2 separate regions of the Homo sapiens genome follow, and region 2 is linked to region 1. Evidence: chromatin loops called from intact Hi-C (ENCODE). Cell type or tissue: Calu3. All regions are shown on one strand. Each heading gives the region's core, and the rest is flanking DNA. Links, peaks and the distances in the headings are about the cores only. Region 1 overlaps MB21D2 (Mab-21 domain containing 2). Region 2 has its middle 51 kb from the start of PLAAT1.

Region 1 (4,399 bases), core at 214-4,213:
CTCCCAGCTTCCTTCATTTCTGGATCCCATAGTGTTTGAAAGCTGCAGGTGCTCTGCGGTCTCCCAGGGCAATAGCGAAGTTGTGAGATGAGGTTGAGGAATGAGGTGGGAGCAGGTGTGGATAGTTCACACTACTGACCTGGATGAAATGTTTGTGAGTCAACCCTACCTTTGGAGTCAGAGAGCTTGGTTCAGCTATCAGATCCACTGACTATGTAACTTTGAGCATTTATTTAACCTCAAGGTCTTCATCATAAGAGGGCATTATAAAGATTAATAACAATTCACAAGAAACCTTTTGGCCCAAAGTAGGTGCCCAGTAAATGAGTGATGTTATTAAGAGCCCAGGTGGTGGTGGATAGTGACATTAGCAATATCAGGAAGGCAGCAGCATTAGTCAAATAAACGATGTGTTCATTGTTATTTGAAGGGTACGTAATGTTCTGTTTGTTTGTTTAAAATGGATTTGTGAGGGATGGGTGTGAAGGATGGCTTGAGGCCAGGAGTTCGGGACTAGCCTCAGCAACATAGCGAGACCTCATCTCTACAAAAAATATATATAAAAAAAAGCTGGGTGTGGTGGCACCGCCTGTAGTCCTGATTACTCAAAAGGCTGAGGTGAGAGGATTGCTTGAGCCCAAGAGTTTGAGGCTGGAGTGAGCCGTGATCACACCGTTGCATTTCAGCCTGGGTGACAGAGCGAGCCCCTGTGTCAGAAAATAAGATTTGGGGGGATGGAAAACAGGGTGGAGCGCGAGTTAGGTAGTCAGAAGTTGTACCTCCAGATGCTGGCTGAACGAGGCAGCGGAGCATCTGTGAGGAGGTTGGGCCTTTGCAGAGAGAGCCCGGGGCGGGACGCCGGAGGAATATTTGACACAGTCTGAGTGGCCGCTACGCAGACGCTTTCATCAGCAGTCATTCCTCGTCTGTCTATAGGCGAGAATCAATAACAGAAGAAAAAGGTGACAAATCATTCATTGCCCAGAGACTGGCTGTAAATCCAGTGCCTGTTATTTTCTTTCTAATCATTTTAACAAAACTTCTGTACGAGTCCTTTCCCTGCAACACAGAACCTCATCCCTGGACTTTGAAAGGCCTTTGGAAAGATCTGAAATTACATTTTGTATTATCCGAAGTTGTTATCTCGGGGGAGTTAAAGGTCTACTTTGCTCTTTGTGCTTAAGTTAGATCAGCGTTCATAATGTCATAGTTTTCTTTTTTACAATCTGTTTCATGATACTCATAAATTTTAGAGAAATCTGTCTGAAGGTTCTGCATACACCTCTGTGTGTTTCTGGGGGGTGTGTACTTTTATACATCTTAGCTCTGACTTGCTGTTATACAAACTCACTCTTAATATCGCATCTCCCTCCCCTTTCTCTCCCCACAGAAACACAAACACACTTATTTATGTATAGAGTCCTGAAAGTCAGAAAGGACATTAAAAACCATGTATTCCACCCAACTTACTTGGTAGCCAAGGAAACAGAAACCTAGGGAGAGGAGCTGATTCCCCTACCCCCTTGTAGGGAGCACCAGGACTAGGCCCTGGGTGTCCTGCTTCAGGTTCAGAGCTTGGGATGCAGAGCTTGTCCCCAGAGCAGGAGCTGCAGGGCCTGCTCTCCAAGCTGCCTGCACTTTCACAGATGGATGTCAGGTGCCTCCCAAGCTGGAGTACCTGGAAATGGGTAAAAATAGTTGAACAAGTGAGTACAGTTGGCGAAAAGTAAAGTCTTTTTAGACAGCTTTGGAATGATTAGAGAGGGGACTTGGGGACCACTCCAGCAGTGGTCTGCATAGAAGATCTTTTGTAAGCACTGATTTATTTTTCTGCTGAGGGGCCAGCCTCAGGCAGAATTGGGAAATAGGCAGCTTGATATGATGCAGTGATTTTCTAACCCTTTCTCCATCTCCCTTTTAAAACTATAGGACTCTTCCCTCAAATAGAAGCATAAGAGGAAGCCCAATAAGTAAAACCGATCCAAGTGGTCGAAGCGGGGGTGGGAGGCCCAGGTTCTGCTCACTTGACTGTCACATTCTTTCCTTGCACTTCATCTTCCACCTTCACCCTCCACTAATTACAGGGCTTCTCCGGAGGCCCAGCCCTTGTGCTAGGTTTGGAAACCACCCTTGCCGTGAAAAGCCAGTGTTTTGGATTCAGGCAACCCTGTGTTAGTCACCGTGGGCAAACCCCTTCACCACTGAGCCTGACTTTCTTTTCTTGTCAATTGAGGATTAAGTCTCAAAGATTTTTGCATGTAAATCTTAATATATAACTGGGCCTTAGCAGATACTCTGTAAACATTGATTCCTATCTCTCTTTTCTTCTCCCTTCACTTTTGCCCCCGGATGGCCTCTCCCTCTTCAGGAGCCCTGGGATCTAGCATTCTTCAGACATGCTCAGCTCTCCAGGAAAACTATGAGTCACTTATATTCCAGGTCAGGTCAGCCTGTCTTGCCCAAGAGCATTTCCATTGGCAGTTCAGATTCTAGCAAAAAAAAAACTCAATTCCTGCCTCTCGGATATTCAGTTAATTGAGAACTGGCTCAAACAATTGACATTCAAGGGAACTGTATTGAGGGACCTTGTCATCATTCATTTATTAAGACCAGCAGTTGGCCTTCTATCTCCAGTTAAGTTGAGCACTGGTCTAGGCACTTATATAACAATATAGTATATATATTCCTTAAAATCCTCATATTCTGCATAATTGCATTAAAAAAACCAGCATGACTTATAGGAAAAGCAGAGTTATGACCATATCCCCCAAAACCTATTTGACTTTGTAACCAGGACATTAACAAAAGCAAAAGAAACACGAAAAGATAAAGAAATACCACTCTAAAAAGGACTTTACCTTTAAAAATGGTTGAAGATGGCTTGATGGATTGTAAGGAAAAGTTGTTGAATTTTGGAGACAAGGATACAATGAAGTAAGATCATAGGCAACAATACAAAAAGAAAAGCCACATACTTTCTGAACCAAGAACCACATGTCTGTCTGAGCTGAGAACTCTGTGACTTGCTGTATTCTGTGTTTGAGTACATTTTTTTTAGCTGCTAGTTCTTGATTGTACAAAATATTAGCATTCTAGGAAAATTGCATGTGAAAGCAATCCAACTTTTAATTGTGCTGACATCATTTTCCTATCTGCCAGTCCTGTACAAGCAGTTCATGTTACAGTGACATATTCTGTAGTAGGTCAGACTGTTTCTAGATATCAGTGGCCTAAACCCCAGACACAGAACACAGGGGGATGCAGGTGAATAAGGCTCCGTTCCTGTCTTCAAAAAACTCATGGTCTCATGTGAGACATGAGAATGAGCTCAAATAGCTGTAGTACAAATGCTGTATGAAGGGGGACAGGAAATAATTTGTATGATTGTGGAGTAAGGTTAGGAGGCAAAAGCTTTTAGGTGGGTAGAATTGGCAGGATTTCAGCAGGCAAGGAGGGAGGGCACACTGAAGAGAACAAGTAGAGGCTTGGGGACTGGAAAACACTGGACATATTTGGGGGACTAGCATATTGTGGGGGATCCGTTTGGGGGCTGGGGCCAATTAAGAACATAAGGGAGCAGTTAAGACAGGGACGAAAATGGAGATTGGCCTCAGAGTGGGGGAGGCCTTGGCTATGGAGATGGGGGCACCGTGGAAGGATTTTGAGCAGGTGAGTGATGTGATTAGAGCCCATCCTTCAAGAAGCTCCTTCTGGCAGCCTATGCTGGGTGCGGTGGTGGGAACAGAGTGTAGTTCGGAGGTATTGCAGTTGTCCCTGTGAGAGATGTGAGGACCCTGGCTGGACTGTTACAGTGACACACAGTGGCATGGGGTGTGCAGGAAGGACACTACACCACAAACATTTTAAGGACAGAATCTGAAGTATTTGTCAACTGAGTGATGGTGCAGGGCTCTGGTGGTACCTGTTTAATGATGACAGATTTACTGTTTGCAGTGATGCTAGCTGTCATGATTGAGTCCTGTAAAAGATTATATTAAGCTAAAACTAACTGTAAAAATCAGTATATCTGTTTCTTTCCCTTCCTTTCTCTCACTTCTTTCCCTTCTTCCTTCCCTCCTTCCCTCCTTCCCTCTCTCCTATCTACCAGGTGCTTTGTGTTAACTTTTCATTCAGAGTGTTTTCTGTCCCTTACAAAGCTGACAGAGTTGTCAAGAGGTTTCACCCACTCAACCCACATTACTTGACACACAGTTACTTGCATTACAAAGCACTGCATGAGGAGCTCTTGGTAATAAAGGGGTGACTCAAACACAGATCCTCCCCTCCAGGGTCACGTCTGTGCTGTTGAATGTTGAACCACATGACTACATTACTAAATAAAAACTAAAATTAAAAGAAAAACAGGGAGGGAAGTGATAGAATAGATAGAAAAAGTATT
Region 2 (4,399 bases), core at 211-4,210, 370 kb before region 1:
TCTTATACATATTTATAGATTGAAAAGGAAAGATGGACATAATGAGTGAACAAGTTCTCAAACTAAAACATACGGTACCTGAAATAAAAACAAAACCTCAGTAAGCTTGCAAATACATGTCATTCCTTTTAATACTTTAAAAACATCTAGTTATTAATTACTTCCAATAATAAAGTGTTCAATTTTAGGTTTAGATTCTGTACTTAAATTTTACAGATTCTGGAGATGTAAAAGAAACCTCAGAGCAGTTAAAAAAAACTTATAATCTGTGACTGAAAAAGACATGGAAATCATATCTAGATATAACAATTAGAACTTGGCTGTTAATGGCAAGTTATAAGTGATTCATTGGCTGGTTTAACTGTGGGGAGTCAAAAAGAATAGTTTCCTTAGTGAGACGCAATGAAAGAAAATATTCAAAACTAAAATATGAAGCAAAAGCAAGTCATAGACAAATATGGTCACCCACATAAGAGGACTTTTATATAATTTTATCCTCAGTCAAAACTGGTTCTTCACATTTTTAAGAGACATTTGCCTCTTTTGATTTTATCTTTTTTTATTATGCTGCAAGTCAGCATGACAGAGCACCAACTTTTGCTGAATATCTTCTGTCAGAAGTCCTCTAAGATCCTTTGGATCTTGGGTCAGAAAAGTCAATTGGCATTGCTTAATGGTGCGTTGGGGGGTATAAATAAGAGCTATATCCTATAACCTGTGGATTCTCATTGCAGGAACAAAGTTGTCTCTGTTCCTTAACACAGTGAGAAGACAAGGAGAGAGCAGAGCTGTAGTCCATCGGAAGTGGAATGTAATGTGTCTTATCACTGACATGGGTTACAATCACCAGCACATGGTAATAATGAAAAGTAGATCAACTTCTGGTTGGTTTTAAAATTCTCTGTAAGGGTTACTTCCATTGCCTCCTCCCCTCCCAACATACACCACCACCTCAACATTTTGCTAGTTACCTTTATTGGCCATCCTGTCTTCATTTACTTGGGCATTAAAATCGTCAGTTGGAATAATGCTCTTACACTCTGTGCTCTAGAGCAGATTTCATTAAGCGACTGAGTTTATCCCAGGAGCTTTAATTGCGTCTTATATGGACCTATTTTTAATTGTCCTCAACAGACAAAATGTTCTTATGCATAGATTCTAAGGATGATATAGAAAAATCTGGTAAATTTAATAATGTTACATTTATATAGCAACTACATAATTTTTTTAGATTCAAATTTCATTTTAAACTCTTAGTGCTGTTGTATCCTTATAGATATAGACAGATGTTATTATTTTCATTTGACACATGATGAAATGCTGTATCATTTGAATGTCTATTCTAGTTAATTATCCCATTTAATAAGAGACTATTGAGGAAGATATATTGTAAATTTAGATATTTATCTTTAATATTCCCATTTAACCAATAGGAAAGCCAAAGCTTGGGTATGTTAACTAACATTTTAGATCAAGGTGCAACTTGTTGCCTTAGGACAGGAAGTTGAGCTCTATACCAAGATGCAAGGCTTCATAACCAAGCCTGGGAGTGTCTCTTGCATGGATGAAGACTCTGGCCCACCATGAGGATTCAGGCTCGTGGCAGCAGTGGGAAGGTAGGAAGATGTGACCTGGAGGAAAGTTTGTTCTTTCCAGCCCAGGAAAATAGAAGTAGAAGAAAGGTGTCAGGGCAGAGAAGTTGTTGGGGGCTGTGAGAAGGCCCAGTGTCCTGACTTCTCAGCTCTGGGCTTCAGGCTGCAGAGAAGGAGGTGTTTTAGATAAGCTATGGTGGAGCCAAGAGCAGAGCAAACACAGCTTGATTCCCATTTCATGCTATGAAAAGAATTCTCCTGCTGGACTGAATTCCCCATACCAACCATATCAGAATAAATTTGTCAACACAATTAGATAGAAAGAGGACTTGAAATTTAGTTTTCCTAAGCATCTCCAAGTCCTCATTTAGAATACAGCACCTTATTTCTACCTAAAATCTAAGCACTTTGAACTGATCTGAAGAATGAAGCCCTTAGCCTCATGGGGCCAGGGGCTCATATAGACATACACTTATACTGCCTCCTAGTGGGAGGTCTCAGAAATCACTGACTTGAGATGCAGATGGCTTGCCACAGAGCCCTATAGCAATGGAAGAGGAAACCCCACAGTAGAGGCTGGGGCTAAACTGCTTGTGTCAGGGTGCCACACAGAGGACATGGCAGAGACTCAAGGGTCTAAAATGCTACTGAGAATATTTCTGTGGAGGCAGCCAGGGAGCATCACCAGGCTGTGATCAACCCAAGAGAGAGAGAGATCAGATGACAGTACACAGCCCCAACCAGTGAGAACAGACAATTCCTCAGAGACCAGAAGAACCAGCAGATGGTACAAGGAAGTAAAGTAAATCTGATCATTCTCCTGCCTTTCTCAAAATCGTGGTGTTGCATAAGCCTCTTCCTTCAGAAGGGAGGGTCAAGCAGAGGATTTTCGCTTAAACTAGAACATTATCTGAAGCAACTCTTTAAATCATTGCATTGGAGTAGGATTTTTTAAATCTTTAAATAATCTCAAACTTACAGAAGAACTGCAAATACAGTAAAAAAACTGCACTCCCTCAGAACCATTTGTGACTAACTTGCTGAAATGATACATCTTAAGACCAAAATAAATCAAAGCATCATATTTCAAAAAAAAAACAAGAAAATTATCCTCTATGACTACACTACAAATATTAAAATCAGGGAATCAATACTGATAAATTGCCATCATTTCATCCTCAGACTCCATTCCAACTTCAGGAATTGTCACAATAACATCCTTTATAGCAAAAGGATGCAGTTCTGAATTGCACGATGCATGTCTCCTTATTTCTATCTGGAACATTTTCATGGCCTTGACTTTTTTGAAGATTAAAGGCTACTTTGTAGAATATCCCTCAGTTTAGGTTTTCTGATGTTCCCTTACAATGAGATCTAGATTATTTACCTCTAGCAAGAATATCCCAGAAGTGATGCTGTGTATTTCTCATAGCATCTGATCAGGTGGCGTATGATTTTCAGCTTGTTCCATTACTGATAATGTTCACTTTGATTGCTCCATTAAAGTCTGCCTTATCCATGGTAAGGTTACTCTTTTTCCCTTTTTAATTAACAGGTATTTTGTGGAGAGGTACTTTGAAACTATTTAAATACCCTACTCTTTCCATACTTTTAGTTTATTTATAAATTGACTCATATTTTCCTGTGTTTATTGGGTTATAATTCTTTCCTGTCCTCATGTATTTTGATGCTCTGTGTCCTTTTGATATGCCCCTTTCATTTTTCAAGCTCTTCCTTAGCTTTCTGGCAAATGGATGCTCCAGGCTCTGATCTACCTTGCTCAACTCCACCTAATGACTTCAGGACTGAATTGTTCAGGAAGGGAAGAGAAGGGAAGAGGAAGAGCTGACAAAGTTAATTTCTACCCTCCTTACCTCCCCATCCAATGTATGAGACTTCAAAGGAAACCAAAGTGCTTATCCTCTGCTATTACGGATGGTAGTGTAAGGAAATTTAAAACCTTGCTAAATCTATGTTACCAGGGAGAAGTGTTAGGAGACCTGTGTTCGCAGCTCATAGACTTTGTCGGTTCCCTGGGTTGGTTACTTGTGTTCACGTTTTGTTCACCCGTCTATAGTGCTTAGCAACAAATCTGTGAAACAGCAGTAACATGAATCTGTTTTAGGATCTTCAACAATGGAAGAAGTGGTGAAATTTTAATACTATTCTAAAGTGAGTTCAAGGATTGGGCACAAGAGAGAAGGTACACTGGTAAATAAGCCCAAATCTCTGGAGTCTGAGAAAATGTAAAAAATCAAGAACACCAAAACTTGTCCAGGACCCAAAGGAGACCTGATGGCTTAAGAAGCAGAGGACAGCTCCTTGCCAGCAGCACGGCACAGCTTCTCCCAGGGTAGAGGACAGCTCCTTGCCAGTAGCATGGCACAGCTTCTCCCAGGATTCACAGTGTTCCTGGAGATTATGGGCCAGGTGACAAAACTAGCAGTTCTACACCCTCAAAGCGGCCGCTTTTTCGTAGAAAAATACAACCTGGGTATGATAAATTTTTAACAATGTTTTCTCTCTGGGAAATGGTGTTTTGAACGATATTCATTTTCTAGGCTTTTACATTTCTGATATGTTGGGGTACTTTACAAAATACATATGTTTTGTAACCAGAAAAATTACAGATGTAAGAAATAAAAAGTTAAATAATGAATAGGGTGCAAAGCGGTTTCATTAAAATATCGCATTTAGTTTTTTCTAAGGTATAGTGTTACATTTAGTAAAATGTACACATCTTAAATGTATAACTGGGTAGATTTTTACATACGTGTACATTCCAGTAGCCACCATTTGGATCAAGA

What was found. Peaks named below come from ENCODE experiments on the same cell type or tissue, not always from the same donor. Only the 100,000 strongest peaks of a DNase experiment are listed, where the experiment ranks them.
Region 2: a loop joins it to region 1, with 4 times the contacts of the local background. A loop is called at or near these places in 8 of 110 quality-filtered maps.

The regions. Positions count from the first base shown.
Region 1 is chr3:192,817,098-192,821,496 of GRCh38, reverse strand. The region is part of intron 1 of MB21D2 (Mab-21 domain containing 2); the gene reads left to right. Among named protein-coding and RNA genes, the nearest start is that of FGF12, 92 kb to the right of the region's middle. In Calu3, for the core only: no CTCF peak of the experiment used is centred there; DNase peaks (open chromatin) are centred at 2,136 and 2,406.
Region 2 is chr3:193,188,331-193,192,729 of GRCh38, reverse strand. No RefSeq gene overlaps it. Among named protein-coding and RNA genes, the nearest start is that of PLAAT1, 51 kb to the left of the region's middle. In Calu3, for the core only: a CTCF peak has its summit at 2,098 (motif pointing left); a DNase peak (open chromatin) is centred at 2,109.